2 separate regions of the Mus musculus genome follow, and region 1 is linked to region 2. A link is a contact called in ENCODE POLR2A ChIA-PET data. All regions are on one chromosome and are shown on one strand. Each heading gives the region's core, a stretch centred on a gene start or an enhancer-like site at or near the end of the contact. The rest is flanking DNA. Distances are from core to core; before and after follow the strand shown.

Region 1 (4,195 bases), core at 285-2,784, 270 kb before region 2:
GGCGCAGGTCTTTAATCCCAGCATTCAGGAGGCAGAGGCAGGCGGATTTCTGAGTTCAAGGCCAGCCTGGTTACAAAGTGAGTTCCAGGACAGCCAAGGCTATACAGAGAAACCCTGTCTCCAAAAACAAAAACAAAACAACAACAACAAAAAAAAAACCAGAGTAGAATAAGGTGGCAAGATATGGAAGCACAGGCCTTTAATGCCAACACTCCAGAGGTAGTGGCAGGTGGTTATCTATGACTAAGAGGCAGCCAGCCTGGTCTCAAAGCAAATTTCAGAAGACAGCAAGGTTTAGACAGAGAAACCCTGTCTAAAAAAACAAAAAGAACAGGGTAAAGCAAGAGTCTATCCACAGTCAGGACTTTTAAATTTTATTTCAAGGGTAATGAAAAACTTCTAGGGAATTGTAAACAAGAAACGGTATGAATTTTTTGTTTGTTTGTTTTTCTGAGACAGGGTTTCTCTGTGTACCTCTGGCTGTCCTGCAACTTACTAGCCTTGAACTCTGGCCTGCCTCTGCCTCCTGGGTGCTAGGATTAAAGTGTGTACCCCCACCCTGCCTGAAGCCCATGCTGTTCAATTCACTGAGCCTTCTCTTCTGCCAGAACCCCAGCCCTTTTTAGTCCGCAGAGGTAAACGGATTTCTGAATTCTTCAACAGCCTGCTCTACATAGTGTGTGCCAGGGTAGACAGGGCTACACAGTGAGGCCCTGTCTCAAACAAAAGAAAAAACAACTTAGCAGATCTTAACTCCAAGTTGTAACAGAATTCAGAGGGCCGCAGCCCCTAAAGCAGCAGCAGTACCGGAGAAAAACATGGGACTCTCTCGGTATTTAGACAACCAGCAAGGCCAGTAAATGAATGAATGAATAAAATCTTCCAGAGATCCAAAAGCGGGAAAACCATGAAGAAATATTTTCTTCCTGCCTCCCAAACACCTGGCACTGTGCCCTACACACAGTAGGTGCTTAGCAATCCTGGGCTAAGCTGAGTTCGATCCCAATGTGCACATTGGGGCTCTTCTGCAGGAGCTACAGACCAGCACATGCCCCACAAGAGCAGACACCTGCGGCGCAGCACTGGGATCCCCCAGGGCCCTGGGCCAGGACTCGAACCCAGGTAGATGCCGGAGCCCCAGATCTGAAGGCATCGGATCTTCGAGAACCTGACAGCCTCAGCACCAAGCAGCTGCCGCCGCACTGGGTCCGGGCACGGCCTCAGGACCGCGGGGTCTCTCAGGTGACACCCGGGACCACCCGGCCTTAACCTGTCAATGAGGCTACGCCCCGTCGTCACAGGCCCTGGCTGCAATGGGGAGGGTGCGCGGCGAGAGGAACGCCCGTGACCGGAGCCCCTGGCCCCGCCCTGAGGCCGCAGCCGTCGCCCAGGACCCCCGCCTCGAGATCTGCAGAGACCGAGGCCTCCGGGACCCCGCCCCCGATCCCCGCCTACCGGGGCCGCCGCGTCCTCCTCATCCATAGGCCTCTCAGCTCCGCGTTGTAGCTCTTCGGCCGCCGCCACCACACACATCCGGGTCCCCGCCCTTCCTCTGCTCCGTCAGGCCCGCCCCCACCGCTAAATCTGACCAATCCGCAGCGCTTCTTGAAGATGGGCGCCCTCAGCAGCCAATCGCAGGGCACAGGCGGTGCGGAGCGCGGCCCGGTGAGCTGGGTACCTAACACTCGGCGGCGTCTGAGGAACCCTGGTGTCGGGAGGGTGGGGGAGGCGACGTGGCTGCCCGGACGCCACCTCGGACGCCTGGAGCTCAGGGAGGCGGTCAAGGGGCGGCTCCCTTGGGGCGGAGTAGGTCCCTGTGCCCGTGCGCGAGCTTCGTGTTCCCAGAGCCAGAAGTGATGCTAAAAACCTCTCTGGAATGTCCTTTTGAGCCACTTAACGGCATGGGGGGGGGGATTTTTTTTTAATGTTATCTCCTATTTTACGCGTGAGAAGCCAGAGGCTGATCTCCACAGCGGCAGCACTCGGCTGGCACCACATGCTTTCTTCTCTCCGGAGCACCCCTTTGCACCACGTTCGTTCATTCCAGGACAGGCGTTCCAGAACAGGAGAGAACATATGCAAAAGGCACAGTGGGATGAAACCCGGGTGCTCTTTGGGCTTGGGCTTGGTAGGAAAAGTTAGCTCGGGTCAGAATGTACCGGAAAGGATACTAATCTTTATCATGCACCTCCTATAAAGGGTATGATTGTCCTTGGAAGGAATTGGGATTCTTGGACGACTTCAACGTTTTGCTCTTAAGACTGAATATTCTTTCCAGAAAGACTCATCCTGTGTCAGAAACATAAACGAACATATTTGTGTCTTTCCACATCTAAATTTATTGAGTATCAAATACATCAGCAAGCGATGTCAGCTTCATTGGCGGCAATTTGCCAATTAGACCTGATTTACATTGATAATGGGCCCTTACCAAACACATGAACTTTTACTTTAATATTAATTACTAACTCTTGGGTCACAGATTACATATCCTGTGTGTACTTATGTAGGTTAACAACATGGCTAGAAAAGGGTTAAAGAAGCCACAGCATAATTCAAGAGTTCAGAGGCCTTACTAGAGACAAGAGCTGATAGAGTGCAAAGTCACTGCAGCCAGAGAACAAACCTAGCTGGGGAGCTGCTGAAGGTTCCAGCCTGGGATGCAGCCATAGCTGCAGGTCACAGGGCTGAACACCTTCAGAGGCAAAATGTGAGACTGGGTATGGATGAATACGTGGGCAACCCGTAATGCGAGTAGGTTCCATCAGCTGTGGACCCCAGTTGGGCTGAAGCCCCAGAAACAGTCAGCATTTCTCTGTTGTCCTTTGAGGCACACACAAGGTAGTTGGTAGGGACCACTGTCCCCAGAGTGTTAGACACCTTCCTCATGGGGTCCAACTGAGGGTGTTTCTTGGTCTGATTATGTTTAATACATTCTTTTTGTTGTTGTTGTTTTCAAGACAGGGTTTCTCTGTGTAGCACTGGCTGTCCTGGAACTCACTCTGTAGACCAGGCTGGTCTTGAACTCAGAAATCCCACCTGCCTCTGCCTCCCAACTGCTGGGATTAAAGGCGTGCACCATCACTTCCCGCCGTTTTTCTTGAACCTGATGACACTTAAGTGATTTTAACACGCCCACTGACTGTATAGTCTCAATCGTTTGTATTTGGATCCATTTATAGAGTGGTACCTTTCACTTTTAAAAAACAAGATTTATTTATTTATTATGTATACAGAAGAGGGCACCAGATCTCATTACAGATGGTTGTGAGCTACTATGTGGTTGCTGGGAATTGAACTCAAGACCTCTGGAAGAGCAGTTAGTGCTCTTAACCTCTGAGCCATCTCTCCAGCCCTACCTTTCACTTTTTAAATTAACTATTTACTTTAGTGCTTCGCCTGCATATATATGTGTGTGTGTGTGTGTATGTGTCTGTTTTGTATATAGGTAAATAGATAGATAGATCATATATTGATATATATAATCTATGCACCATCTGTGTGAGTTACAGACAGTGAGCTGCCCTATGGATTCATGGGACTTGAATCTGGGTCCTCTAGGAAGAACAGTCAATGTCTTTACCCGCTGAGCCATCTCTCCAGGCCACCTTTTCACTCTTAGTTATCAGTCTAGGATTCATACGTAGTGCTAGTGGTATGTATATGCAGAGTCCCACTCCAAGTAGAGCCAGATACTACTTGTACGAGTCACACAAGGCAAGACAGCCTGAAAGCCACCATTTTACACAATATAGAATAACTTAGAGCAAACACAGCCTAATCACGATTCACTCTTATGCAGTGCCTCGTTTATTTACTGTGCAATGTCAGGTGTGGTGACATGCACCTGTTTTGATAAGTATTTACTTTTTATTTACTGGAGGTAGAATGCATGCCTGACATGGCCTAAGTGGATAAAGATGAGAGAGCAGCTTCAGGAGTTGCTTCTTTCCTTCCACCAGGTGGGTCCCAGGGGTTAAACACAGGTTTGGTAACTCTGAACCATCTCGCCAGACCCAGCACTCATTCATTAAAGCCAACTGTGCATCAATGTGTTTAGACCTCAGACGAGTCCCATGTGATTCTAACTGGATACTTCTCTACAGTGCTGGGCAGGAAGACCAGGGCTGTAACTGAGTTAGTAGAGTACTTACCAGACATGGGCAAGGTCTTAGGTTCATTCCCCACAATGACA
Region 2 (4,699 bases), core at 269-2,768:
CATGCCTTACATTGAGTTTGTCATAATCAGTGCTAAATGCCTATTTAACTGGGACAACCAGGTATCTCAGCTGTCACTTCACATTTCCAAGGCCATCTCCAAAGGAGCAGAGAGCCTCGGTTCCTATCTTTAAAGTGTTTCCCTTTTTTTACAGGAGCATCCAGCCCGTAAAGTAGGACACATTAAGTGATTAACTGTATTAGTTCCAAGTACTAAACGTGGTGACACCAGTCAGTGACAAAGTTTAAATGAGGAGAAAGAAGGCGAAATGGAGGCCAGAGATTGAGGTGCCTAAGGCAAAATCTTTAACCTTTGTGATTGCAAAAGGAAGTAACTAGGTTAGCGTGCTTTCTACTAAGAGGGAAAATGGAAGTAGTTTATGAGAGCTTGGCTTCACGAAGTTCCCCAGCGTGCGTTACTCTGAAAGCTGAGTTGGTTTAGCAGGTCTGGGGCAGCTTAAGAAAATGGCGCTTGCTACATCTTCCCGAAAGACTTCCATATTGGTCAGCTCAGTCGACTTGGGTTTTCGCGTGCCGTCACCAAGCTGTCGTCCCGCCCGCCGCCGCAGGGCTTCCACCCACGGCCAGGGGGAGCCGCCCGCCCATCCCGGCAGGGGTGACATTCGAGGGGTGCTGTGTAGGAGCGGGGAAGGGACAACCCGAACAGTCTCGGGCGACGCGACACTCTCGCCCTCACGCGTCTCGACTCTGACACTTGTGGAGGGCTCCACTCAAGCGCACACCCTAACGAGGGAAGGAAGCCTCCCGAGGAGGGCCAACATGGCGACCAACTCCTTTTGGCACAGCCCGGTTCCCTCCTCAGGATGGGCGGCCCTGTAACGACCATTGGCCAAAGCTAGAGGCGGTGCCATGCTGCCTTCGCTGCCTCATTGGCTTGAGTATCGGAGGAGGAAGCCTGTTCTCCTCTCCCCATTCCAAGTTCCAGCCTCCACCTTCTCCTCGGCGCGTAATTGGCTGTTCGTTCACGTCAATACGCGTCCTGTTCCGGCTCTTTTCAGTTATCGTCCAATCAGAACTTTCTTAACTGCCCGCCTGAATTCTGATTGGTTTAGGAAGCTTGCTCCTATCCCATTCCGGCCTATTTCTTACTCTTCCCCCTACACGGACTTTGCCCAGGCATGCCCAGGATTCTGGTTGGTCGTTGTCCTGTCTTTCTTACTTAAGCTCTTCCTATCCCTACCGCTCACGGAGCCCGCCTGGAGGTTGACTGGTTTCTCTGCAAGTCCATCGTCATCTCATCCCGCCCACCACCACTTCCTGAGTTTCTAATTGGTTGCTAAAACTGAGAGGGCGGCCTTTCTGGGCGGAAACCAAGTACGCAACTTGCTCTTACACGCCTCAGCGAGAGAGCGAGTCCTACCATTGGGTAGGCAGCCCGCCTTTCCTCTGCAAGGCCCTCCTTTCACCCTCCCTCATTGGGCGGGGCAGTAGATAAGGGGCGGGGATTAGGCCGGGCTTGTGGTGCGCTGCTCCCTCCTCCTTACCCCCCCCTCCCTGTCCGGTCCGGGTTCGCTTGCCTCGTCAGCGTCCGCGTTTTTCCCGGCCCCCCCCAACCCCCCCGTACAGGACCCCCTTGAGCTCGCCCCTCAGCTGCCACCATGAGCGGTAAGGATGAGTCCACTCCGAGCCTAGGGGTGGGAGGGGAGTGAGGGGGCGCGCGCGAGGACCGACCGGGCGGTCCCCGCTGTGAGGGGGGGCGGGCGGGAGGCGGCGGCGGCGGCCTTGGTCCCGCCCGGGGCGGAGGGAAGGGAGGGAGAAGGGGCAGTGGCGGGGCCTCGGAGGAGGAGGGGGATGGGCTACCCGCCCCGGGGGAGGGGGCAGCGTGGCCTCGCCCGCCCCCTGCCCGCCCCGGCCACGAGGGACGGGCCTTACCCCCCACTACCCGGCCGGCCGCCTGAGGCTCCTCCCGTCGGGGGCTGGCGCCGCGGGGGCGGCCCGACCAGTGCAGGCCCCGCCTGGGCCAACCGCCTCCCCGGTCCGCCCGCCCTCCGGTCGCAGCCTGCCCCGGGCCCTCCCCCGCACCCCCGTAAATTTCCCTTCCCCCATCCGACCCGCCCTTGCCACGCCTCTATCCCCGAAACCGCCCCTTCCTTCTTTGGACCGCCTCCTCAGCCCCAAACCTGGGTTCTAATCCCTAGACCCTTACCTGTCCTCTCAGATGTTTCCTCACCTTCTCTTAGGATTTACTCTTTCTCAGTCCCTTCCTGTTATTGTTTACACTAGATCTTTCTTCATCTCTTATAGTCCTAATTTTAGCACACTTTCCATCCACCCACATGTTGGGTCTCCTTTTCCTTCCAGGATGCATTTTTTTTTTTTTTCTTTTTTGAGATAGGTTCTATGTGGTATTCGTAGTAACTCGAAGTTACTATTGCAGCCCTCAGACTTTTAGCTGTCTAGGTGCCTCTTCCTCTTGAGTGCTGGGATTAAGAGTGCTATCAACCCTAAGGAGCAACTCTTTATTTCTGAGACACTGAAATTCCAAATTCCCTTTCTCAAAAGGGCTATTTGTATTGGGATCAGTTCTTACTCTGTAGGCCTGGAAGACCTAGAACTGGTGAACCACCTGGCTCATCCTTCCAAGTCTTGGGATTATAGGTGTGAGTCACCATGCCTAGCTTCCAAAGCAATTTTTGAGTCATTTCTGGGGTTAATTTGTGCATAGGAAAATAGTGGCCTGTCTTGGGCACCATTAAGCTATGTGTCTATGGCTTTGGCATCCCAATTTACTATGTAGCTGAGGATTTCTTTGAACTTTTGCCTCCACTTCCAAATTCTGGGATTTTAGGCTTACCACCATATTTAGACCTATCTGGCTAAGATCTTTTTAAAAACTGTTCTGTCAGTCATTGCTGACGGTCAAATCCTTAATTTTAAATCTTATGTTGTTTTTAACACACCCCCCCCTACACACACACATACACTTAATTTATTTCTTTTGTAATTATTTTTAGACCAAGATCACTCCATGGATGAAGTGACAGCTGTGGTGAAGATTGAAAAAGATGTTGGTGGCAATAATGGGGGTAGCGGCAATGGTGGCGGTGCCGCCTTTTCTCAGACTCGAAGCAGCAGCACAGGCAGTAGCAGCAGCAGTGGTGGCGGAGGAGGGCAGGTGAGTGATCAAGGATGGGGAATGTGTTGAAAGGGTATAAATATTCTTAGAAACTTCCTTAACCAAAAATTCTGGGAAGAAAAATACAGTAGGGAAGTACACTCAGAAAGATAGGTGATCTAGAGGGTCCCCAGATACGAAAGTTGGAACAGTATACAGAAAGTGAGCATTTTGTTTCTGGTTTTTGCTCTATATTCCTGCATTGTTGCTGTTTTGTCTGTTGAATACTGCCCCCTAGGCCAGCTATTGGGTGCCACTAACTCCTTTCCTCTCTTCTGGCCAGGAATCCCAGCCATCTCCTTTGGCTCTGCTGGCAGCAACCTGCAGCAGAATTGAGTCACCCAATGAGAACAGCAACAACTCCCAGGGTCCGAGTCAGTCAGGGGGCACAGGTGAACTTGACCTCACAGCCGCACAACTTTCACAGGGTGCCAATGGCTGGCAGATCATCTCTTCCTCCTCTGGGGCTACCCCTACCTCAAAGGAACAGAGTGGCAACAGTACCAATGGCAGCGAGTCTTCCAAGAACCGCACAGTCTCTGGTGGGCAGTATGTTGTGGCTGCTACCCCCAACTTACAGAACCAGCAAGTTCTGACAGGTCTCCCTGGAGTAATGCCTAATATTCAGTATCAAGTAATCCCACAGTTCCAGACTGTTGATGGGCAGCAGCTGCAGTTTGCTGCCACTGGGGCCCAAGTGCAGCAGGATGGTTCTGGTCAAATACAGATCATACCAGGTGCAAACCAACAGATCATCCCAAATAGAGGAAGTGGGGGCAACATTATTGCTGCTATGCCAAATCTACTCCAGCAGGCTGTCCCCCTTCAAGGCCTTGCTAATAATGTGCTCTCAGGACAGACTCAGTATGTGACCAATGTACCAGTGGCCCTGAATGGGAACATCACCTTGCTACCTGTCAACAGCGTTTCTGCAGCTACCCTGACTCCCAGCTCTCAGGCAGGCACTATCAGCAGCTCTGGATCCCAGGAGAGCAGCTCACAGCCTGTCACCTCAGGGACTGCCATCAGTTCTGCCAGCTTGGTGTCATCACAAGCTAGTTCCAGCTCCTTTTTTACCAATGCCAATAGTTATTCAACAACTACTACCACCAGCAACATGGGAATTATGAACTTTACCAGCAGTGGCTCATCAGGGACTAGTTCTCAAGGCCAGACGCCCCAGAGGGTTGGTGGGCTACAAGGGTCTGATTCTCTGAACATCCAGCAGAACCAGACATCAGGAGGCTCGCTGCAAGGAAGTCAGCAGAAAGAGGGAGAGCAAAGTCAGCAGACACAGCAACAACAAATCCTTATTCAGCCTCAGCTAGTTCAAGGAGGACAAGCTCTTCAGGCCCTTCAAGCAGCACCATTGTCCGGACAGACCTTCACAACTCAAGCTATTTCCCAGGAAACCCTTCAGAACCTCCAGCTTCAGGCTGTTCAAAACTCTGGTCCCATCATCATTCGGACACCAACCGTGGGGCCCAATGGACAGGTCAGTTGGCAGACCCTTCAGCTGCAGAATCTTCAAGTTCAGAACCCACAAGCCCAGACAATCACCTTG

What was found. ChIA-PET counts read pairs that join two places held with the same protein, here RNA polymerase II (POLR2A).
Region 1: POLR2A ChIA-PET joins it to region 2 with 11 read pairs in embryonic stem cell. The contact joins the promoter of Spryd3 here to the promoter of Sp1 in region 2. POLR2A ChIA-PET finds 5 or more read pairs at or near these places in 3 of 5 experiments (Patski and embryonic stem cell).

What each region holds. Positions count from the first base shown.
Region 1 is chr15:102,134,681-102,138,875 of GRCm38, forward strand. It overlaps Spryd3 (SPRY domain containing 3), which reads right to left and starts at 1,535. Exons shown (of 11, transcript NM_001033277.3): 1 at 1,456-1,535. The coding sequence starts at 1,478.
Region 2 is chr15:102,404,798-102,409,496 of GRCm38, forward strand. It overlaps Sp1 (trans-acting transcription factor 1), which reads left to right and starts at 1,519. Exons shown (of 6, transcript NM_013672.2): 1 at 1,519-1,625; 2 at 2,975-3,135; 3 at 3,419-4,699. The coding sequence starts at 1,619.